2 separate regions of the Homo sapiens genome follow, and region 2 is linked to region 1. A link is a contact called in ENCODE Hi-C or POLR2A ChIA-PET data. All regions are on one chromosome and are shown on one strand. The core of a region is the stretch at or near the end of the contact, and the rest is flanking DNA. Distances in the headings are between cores, read along the strand shown. Region 1 holds the start of TIMM17A (translocase of inner mitochondrial membrane 17A). Region 2 holds the start of RABIF (RAB interacting factor).

Region 1 (3,831 bases), core at 588-3,087:
CACCACCAATGGTACCCATCGTAAAGGCCCCACCACAGTCATCCACAATTCGCCATGGGCTAAGAACAGGGGGAAAAAAAAGACCATATTTCTCATTCACAAACCATAAAATCTTCTTTGCCAATACAGTAAGGATTATAATGGAACAGATTATACTGCAGGGCCCACTGCAACCAATAAATATTTGGCCTATAAAATGACTTGAGGAAATGCTGTAATCAAACAGGGCAGTCAAAAAATCAAAGCAGTTTTGACTACAAAGATAACCAGGTAACTGATTATATTGTTTCAGGGCATACGTACTAAGAGAAAGCAAAGGGGCTACCTAATGATTTAGTAAATGAAAACCCATTATTTTTCTAAGTTGTTTTTTTTTTTTTTTTTGAGATGGAGTCTCACTCTGTCACCCAGGCTGGAGTGCAATGGCGCAATCTTGGCTCACTGCAACCTCCGTCTCCTGGGTTCAAGTGATTCTCCTGCCTCAGCCTCCCAAGTAGCTGGGACTACAGGCGCGTGCCACCACGCCCGGCTAATATTTGTATTTTTAGTAGAGACGGGGTTTCACCATACTGGCCAGGCTGGTCTTGAACTCCTGACCTCGTGATCCGCCTCGGCCTTCCAAAGTGCTGGGATTACAGGCGTGAGCCACCACACCCGGCCTTATTTTTCTAAGATCTTTAACTCAACATAGTTAAATATTTTAACTCTCTGCTAACCTGTGTCATTATAGTACATCAAACAGCTATTTACAGTGTGCTGAGTCCTACATATCTGAGCACAATCCAGAATGGAGGATAACTGCTTTGAAGAAGATAAGTTTGAAGAGCCAGGAGACCCTAAAACTTATATTTTGTATGCCATTTATGGGAGAGGGGAACATAAAACATGCAACAAGGCTAGGATACCAGAGTAGTAATTTAAGGTCCTGGGCACTTTCACAAATTGAGGACATCTTGGTTGTTGCTCTTACACAATAAAACAAATGATTAACCGAAATATCAAGATTTGATTTTTTACCTATGACCCTAGAAACTTTAAACTCTGGCAACCTGAGACTTCTGACAGCAATTACATCGTTTTATAATTATCTATGTGTCTGGTTTATTCATACTCAATAAACGCTGGATGTAACAATGAATTTCTGTCCATGGCTTTTCAGAGAACACATGCTATTACCTCTTCCTATTTCCCAGGTAATTTTTGTCCCCCTCTACCCTCAAGAAAGAATTCCAAGAAGGAAAACAAGGCCCCACGCAATAAAGAAGCTTATCCAGACCCCTTGGCTAAAATCTATGTTCCATTCATTTAAAATGCTTCACTCTGTGGACACATATCATGATACAAGTAAAACCTCAAGAATGACACTCCCTCAAATGCCTATTCTTCAGTTCCTCAACGCAGGAACTGAGCAAGGCGAGACGGAGGGACGCGCCCAAGGTCACCTCGACGAACAGGGGGGATTATAACTGGCCCCGCATAAAGTCGATTACGCCCTGCGTTGGGAGGAGGTTCCGAGGTTCTATCAAACTCAAGTCTGGACCTCCTTACCATCCATCACAAGGTCACACGGGTGCTGGGTTGGGAGAGGGAGGCTCACGCGGCCGGGGAGGTACTAAGTACAGGGCTAAGAAGCCGACTGGCCGCGAAAGACCGCATTGCCCAGTTACCAGGCCCAAGTCGACGAGGCTGCGGTTGAGTCTGGCTTGCACCTTGGGAGCCTGGACAAGGGAGAAGGAGGGCAGTGGGCAGGGGGGCAAGAGAAATGCAAAGACAGCGGTGAAGCTCACCAAGGCTCTCGCGCGTACTCCTCCATCTTGACTCCAATGCCGCGAGTGATGCCGGGCAAGCTGGGCGGAGCCTGACCCCAGAGGCGGAAGTGATCCCGAGAGGAGGGCGTTAAGGTCTATGAGCATTGGTTCACCATTTCCCGCTGCAGCCAATGGGAGCCAGGACTCCTGTGGCCAGCGTGTGGTCGGGGCATTGGCCGCGGCGTGGCGAGACTGGCCCTGCCCACGTCCTCAAAGGCCGCGAGTCCCGGCTGTGTGGGCGGGGGGCTACCAATGACGGAGTCACACTACCCGGTCACCAGAGGTTCCGTGGACTGAAATCAACGCGATACTGCCTAAATACGCTTCTTTCTTTCCCTTCCCTTCCGCCTTCCCTTCCCCCTTCCCTTCCCCCTTTCCTTTTCTTCTCTCCTTCCATCCTTTTTCTTTCTTTCTTTTTCTTTTCTTCTTCTTTTTTTTTTTGAGACAGAGTCTGGCTCTGTCGCCCAGGCTGGAGTGCAGCGGCGAGATCTCGGCTCACTGCAACCTCCGCCTCCCGAGTTCAAGCGATTCTCCTGCCTTAGCCTCCTGAGTAGCTGGGACTACAGGCGGGCGCCACCAGGTCCGGCTAATTTTTATGTTTTTTTAGTAGAGACGGGGTTTCGCCATGTTGATCAGGCTGGACTCGAACTCCTGACCTCGTGATCCGCCCACCTCGGCCTCCCAGAGTGCTAGAATTACAGGCGTGAGCCGCCGCACCCGGCCTCTTTCTTTCTCTTCTTTTCTTTTCTTTCCTTTCTCTCTCTTCTTTTTCTTTCTTTCTTTTTTGGTACTTTTGCTGTCAAATGTGGATTAATGCTATCTTATTCGTCACTTACTGTGAAGCTGTTACCAAATACACGTAGCTCCTTTAGGGCAAACAGTGTCTCAGTGATTTATAATAACCACAGTGCCTGGAATGTAGTAGATGCTCAATAAATGTTTGTGAACTGGAACTGTTTGGGCCATCTGGAGAGCCATGACCAATTTGGAGCCCTCGATTTCAGGGACATTGACACCAGAGCCTCTCACAGGCCTCTCCACTAATGATCACCAGAAGGTGTGAAGATGTTTGGCTCGGAGAAGAGGGGACTTATGGGGACCAGGCCGGGCGTGGTGACACGTGCCTGTAGCCCTGACTGTTCGGGAGACTGAGGCGGGAAGATAGCTTGAGCCCAGGAGATCTACCCCGCAGGGAGCTGTGATCATGCCACTGCACTCTAGTGACAGAGTGAGACACTGTCAAAAAAAAAAAAAAAAAAAGGTTGGGACCCATGGAGCTTTTAGTTTACTGTCAACAAAATCCCAATCATGTGATGGCTGTTAAAGTGCTCCTCTCCATTCTGTACGTTTGTAATTAACTTTAAAAATATGTATATATTTATTTTACGGAAAAGTCAATGTCATAAATAATGGAAGAGGCCGGGCGCAGTGGCACACGCCTGTAATCCCAGCACTTTGGGAGGCCGAGGCGGGCGGATCACGAGGTCAGGAGTTCGAGACCAGCCTGACCAACATGGTGAAACCCCGTCTCTACTAAAAATACAAAATTTAGCCTGGCGTGTTGCCTGTAATCCCAGCTAGTCAGGAGGCTGAGGCAGGAGAATGGCTTGAACGTGGGAGGTGGAAGTTGCAGTGAGCTAAGATTGTGCCTGGGTGACAGAGCGAGACTCCACCTCAAATAAATAAATAAATAAAGGAAGACTGCAAAGAGGAGTGAGGGTCTCTCCAAAAGCTTGGAAATAAAGTAAGCAGATGAATCGAACCCTCCATGGAACTAAAGATTATCAATAAATGTGTCTTGCACGTGAGAATGGTTCATACTAGTTATCTGATTTGGGTGTGTAAGGTGGAGAAGACGTGTTCAGAATGTGACTGTAATTAAGAATAGTTAACTCTATTTAATTGTACAGGCCAAAGAGAGAATGTGGGAGAGGGGACATGGAGGAATTCAGAGGGCAGGAATCTGACATTTAGTCAGCACCGAAGACCTGGTGGGTATAAATATTTTAGTAACTAGAGATTT
Region 2 (3,831 bases), core at 763-3,262, 930 kb before region 1:
TGTATTTTTTTAAGAAAATATTAAAAATCAACGGTCTCAAATGCCGAGAGTTTGTGGCTAACCAACATTGCCTTTAGTAGATATTTGGGAGGGAAAGATGTAGGGATCAGCCGTAGCTCCTGTCTCTTCAAGCTGTTCATCTTGTGTGTTTGCCAACTAGTTCCGCTATTTCTATGTTAGACACAGGTAAGAGGTAGCCACTTTACACTTTGGAGATTCTCATCAGTAAAATATTTACCTGATTTGCCATATTCATTAGCCCCTCTGACGCTTGGAGTTACTTGAAAAAGGAATACAGAAAAGATCTTGAATTCACTTAGCACGCGCTTGAATTTCAGGGTTTCAGTCACACCAGTCCTTTTTTCCATTTGCTTTGAATTGTGGCATGTGATATAAACAGCTATGCGGAAGGCCTGCAAAACTGAAACAGTCCTGATGCTTCCAGAGCAAAAGGAAGGAGGAGCCACATGAGGAAGTTATTTTCCTTAAAAGATGCCTACCAACTTTGGCAGATGGATTGTGCATGCTAATTAAACCAAAGCCTATAAAACGTGACTTTTCCTATCTCAGGAAGAGATCCAGGGGAGGGTGAAGGACTGATGGCTCCTATGCTGTCTTCAGTGCTGACTAATGAGTTTCAGACCAACTTCACAAATAGTTCATACACTGAAGCCACAATGGTATGTTCTACAGAAAAATCAACACGTAAAACAGCTCCTTTTTCACTCTTCACAATCGTACACACTTTCATGTGCTCACATACATACACAGAGATACCCCTAATTTGGTGGTTCATCTTATTTTTTTAAGCTCCCATAACTGGCAACCAGCTACTTAGTTATCTAACCTGGGAAAACCAGCAGTTGCTTTGTGTCACCCCCATCACAATACAGACATCCAGCTAGTTTCTAAGTTCTGTACAATTTTAATTGTTTCAAGTCCATTCCCATATCTTTGTTCCCTCTGCTAGCTTCAGGGCCTTTCTGAGCTAGACTGATGAGGTAATAGCTACCTGATACCTTACCTCTACTCTTTTTCCTCTCTTCAATCTAGCCCCTCTATTTATTCATAGGTTATCTTTCTGAAGCACAGATAGGATCATTACAGTGCTTAACATACAGCAGACAGTAAATATCGAACAGTTATTTCTGGCCTAAAATTCCACAGATTCCCATTGTTCATGTTATTAATGTTAAATTCCTTAGCATGACATTAAAGCCATGGAGCTCTGGGCCCACTCTGCCTTACCTACCTCTACTACCACTTCTCCCCACGTGTAATGTGGGTCAGCCACAGTGGTCTACTAACCATTCCTAAATTTGTTCTCACCCTTGTTCATATATAATACTGTTCTGTCTGAAATAATCTTGCTTTCCTGACAATCCTAGTTAATTAAGAGCAGTGGCTTTAGAGTTGTGCTGCAACCTTTCTGATCTTTACCTTTCTCATTTTGTGCACAAGCGTGCCGACCCCGTAAGGAAACTGATGATTTAGTAAGTTTCTAAAGGCGCTTTGACACATTTTGCCGCATAGTAAATGGTCACAATGAGTAGAAGAGACCAGCAATTAAAGTTTCCACGCATCTTTTTCCAATACCGAAAAGATACATGCCCCTCTAAGTAGTTTCCTATAGAAGAAGCTAATGTGGCTAAAACTTGATGGGAAGTCCGACCCAGATTCCCTTCATATTGCCCCCAATAATGTCCCCATTTATTCAGGAGACTAAATTCAGATCCCAGAAAACTAAACAGTAAGGTCAACCTAATGATTTGTCTAGGTTTTAAGTGAAGCCCAGTGGCCAGGTGGGTATGGAGATGTGTCACTGGTGCCAAGAAGTGTCCCTGTCACAAAGCCTGCCGACACCTAGCCACTTAGGTTAGGCAATGAATGAAGGCGCTTGCGCAGTAGAGTCCAGAGCGGGGAAGCGGGCGCCTGCGCAGAGACATAGTGACCGTCCGCTCGCCGCCCCGCCTCTGCCAAGCCGCGCCAGCGCAGTGAATAACGAGCCAGCAGAGACAGCGTCTGCGCAGCCGTGGCTGAGGAGCCTGTGGCGGCAGCGGCGATGGAACCAGCGGAGCAGCCGAGCGAGTTAGTGTCAGCCGAGGGCCGAAACCGGAAGGCGGTGCTGTGCCAGCGTTGCGGCTCCCGGGTGCTGCAGCCAGGGACCGCTCTCTTCTCTCGCCGACAGGTAGGGAGGCAGGTTGGAGGCCGTTTACACCCACAGTCTCCCCCGACGAGCCGCCGCAGTCAGAATCTGAACCCCGGCTCTTCAATTTCCGGCAACCGCGCCCTCCTCGCGCGGCCTTAAGCCCCGCCCCTCGGGCCTCAGCTCGGCGAGGCTCCGCCCCTGGGGCCGCTGAAGGCTAGGGAGGGAACCGGGTCCCGCCCCGGCATCTTTTGCCGCGGGAACCCTTCCCTGGGCCACCCGGCCCAGCCAGCCCGGCCCTCTGCCCCCGGGGGGGCTTCGAGCGCGGGCCGTGCGCCCCGCCGCCGTCCAAGGCCGGTGCTCCGCGGGCGCGTGGAAGGGAGGCGCCCCATTCCGGCTCTCGGAGCTCCCGCCAGCTTGCAGGACCCGGCAGGTGCCTCTCGGCCGCCGCTCACCGCGGGTGTTGCTGGGTTCCTTTCCCACTTTAGACCTCACCCGCCAGTCCTGAATTCACCGTCTCATTTATGACGGGCACCTATCTGCTCCACAGAGGATCCCCAGGAACAACTGGTGTTGGGGACGCGGCAAAATAACCCTGGTAACCTACCCACTTTACCGAGGCACTGGAAGCCTGTGGTTTTCCAGATGAATCATATTTCAAGTGCAGTAGATCCCTGACGTCCTGGAAGTAAATTTCGAAGAAAAACTTTTTTTTTCCCTTCAGTTTAGGGATTTTAATACCCTTCCTACCACCATCATCGCAAGTGAGAAAGTTGAAAAAAAAATTTATTTCGGTAAACTGTGTTGAAGTGCAAATATAATGTCATTTCAACCATAGACACATCCTATCATTCAAAATTATTTCTAAAAATATGCAGATCATTTTATTATTTCACGTGCTTGAACAGATGGTGAAGTGTAATGTCTAGTAGAAGAGCAAGAGGTACCCATTCGTCCAAAACAGCCTTTCATCAAAGGAGGAAAAAAGGGAATCTGTGTCTGTTGTTTTGTAGGTATTTTGATGACTTTTGATCTAGAGATTGGTGGAGGTCCCGGGGTTCTTTTAAGACTTCAAGGTTTAGGAGTAGAGTTCTCAATTAATTTTACGAAGTTAGTGGCATTATGGAGTCAGTGGAAAGAACATGGATCTTGGAATTGAAACATACATGGAATTGAGTCCTGACTATCATTCATTAACATTAAAACAGTTAGGCTGGGCGCGGTGGCTCATGCCTGTAATCCCAGCACTTTGGGAGGCCGAGGCGGGCGGAACACCTGAGGTCAGGAGTGTGAGACCAGCCTGGCCAACATGGCAAAACCCCATCTCTACTAAAAAAAAAAATACAAAAATTAGTTGGGGGTGGTGGCACAAGCCTGTAATCCCAGCTACTCGGGAGGCTGAGGCAGGAGAATCGCTTGAACCTGGGAAGCCGAGGTTGTAGTGAGCGGAGATTGAGTCACTGCACTCCAGTGTGGGCAACAGAACGAGACACCATCTCAAAAAAAAAAAAAAAAAGTTATTTAACCTCCATGAGATGCAGGTTGCTATTGTGTAAAACAGGGGTGTCCAGTCTTTTGGCTTCCCTGGGCCATATTGGAAGACTTGTCTTGGGCCACACAAAATACACTAATGATAGCTGATGAGCTTAAAAAAAAATTGCAAAAAAAAAAATTTTTCATAATGT

The links. Hi-C counts contacts between places; a loop is a spot of excess contacts on that map. ChIA-PET counts read pairs that join two places held with the same protein, here RNA polymerase II (POLR2A). Pooled maps may share reads with other maps.
Region 2: a loop to region 1 is called in a pooled map, with 17 times the contacts of the local background. The contact joins the promoter of RABIF here to the promoter of TIMM17A in region 1. A Hi-C loop is called at or near these places in 1 of 37 single-sample maps with no recorded cell type and 9 of 50 pooled maps. POLR2A ChIA-PET finds 5 or more read pairs at or near these places in 1 of 52 experiments (BJ).

The regions. Positions count from the first base shown.
Region 1 is chr1:201,953,509-201,957,339 of GRCh38, reverse strand. It overlaps TIMM17A (translocase of inner mitochondrial membrane 17A), which reads right to left and starts at 1,837. Exons shown (of 6, transcript NM_006335.3): 1 at 1,788-1,837; 2 at 1-59. The coding sequence starts at 1,813. RefSeq lists an enhancer at 1,559-1,848.
Region 2 is chr1:202,887,330-202,891,160 of GRCh38, reverse strand. RABIF (RAB interacting factor) reads left to right here and starts at 2,012. Exons shown (of 2, transcript NM_002871.5): 1 at 2,012-2,188. The coding sequence starts at 2,063. It overlaps KLHL12 (kelch like family member 12), which reads left to right. Exons shown (of 12, transcript NM_021633.4): 12 at 1-41. RefSeq lists an enhancer at 1,977-2,246 and a silencer at 2,317-2,606.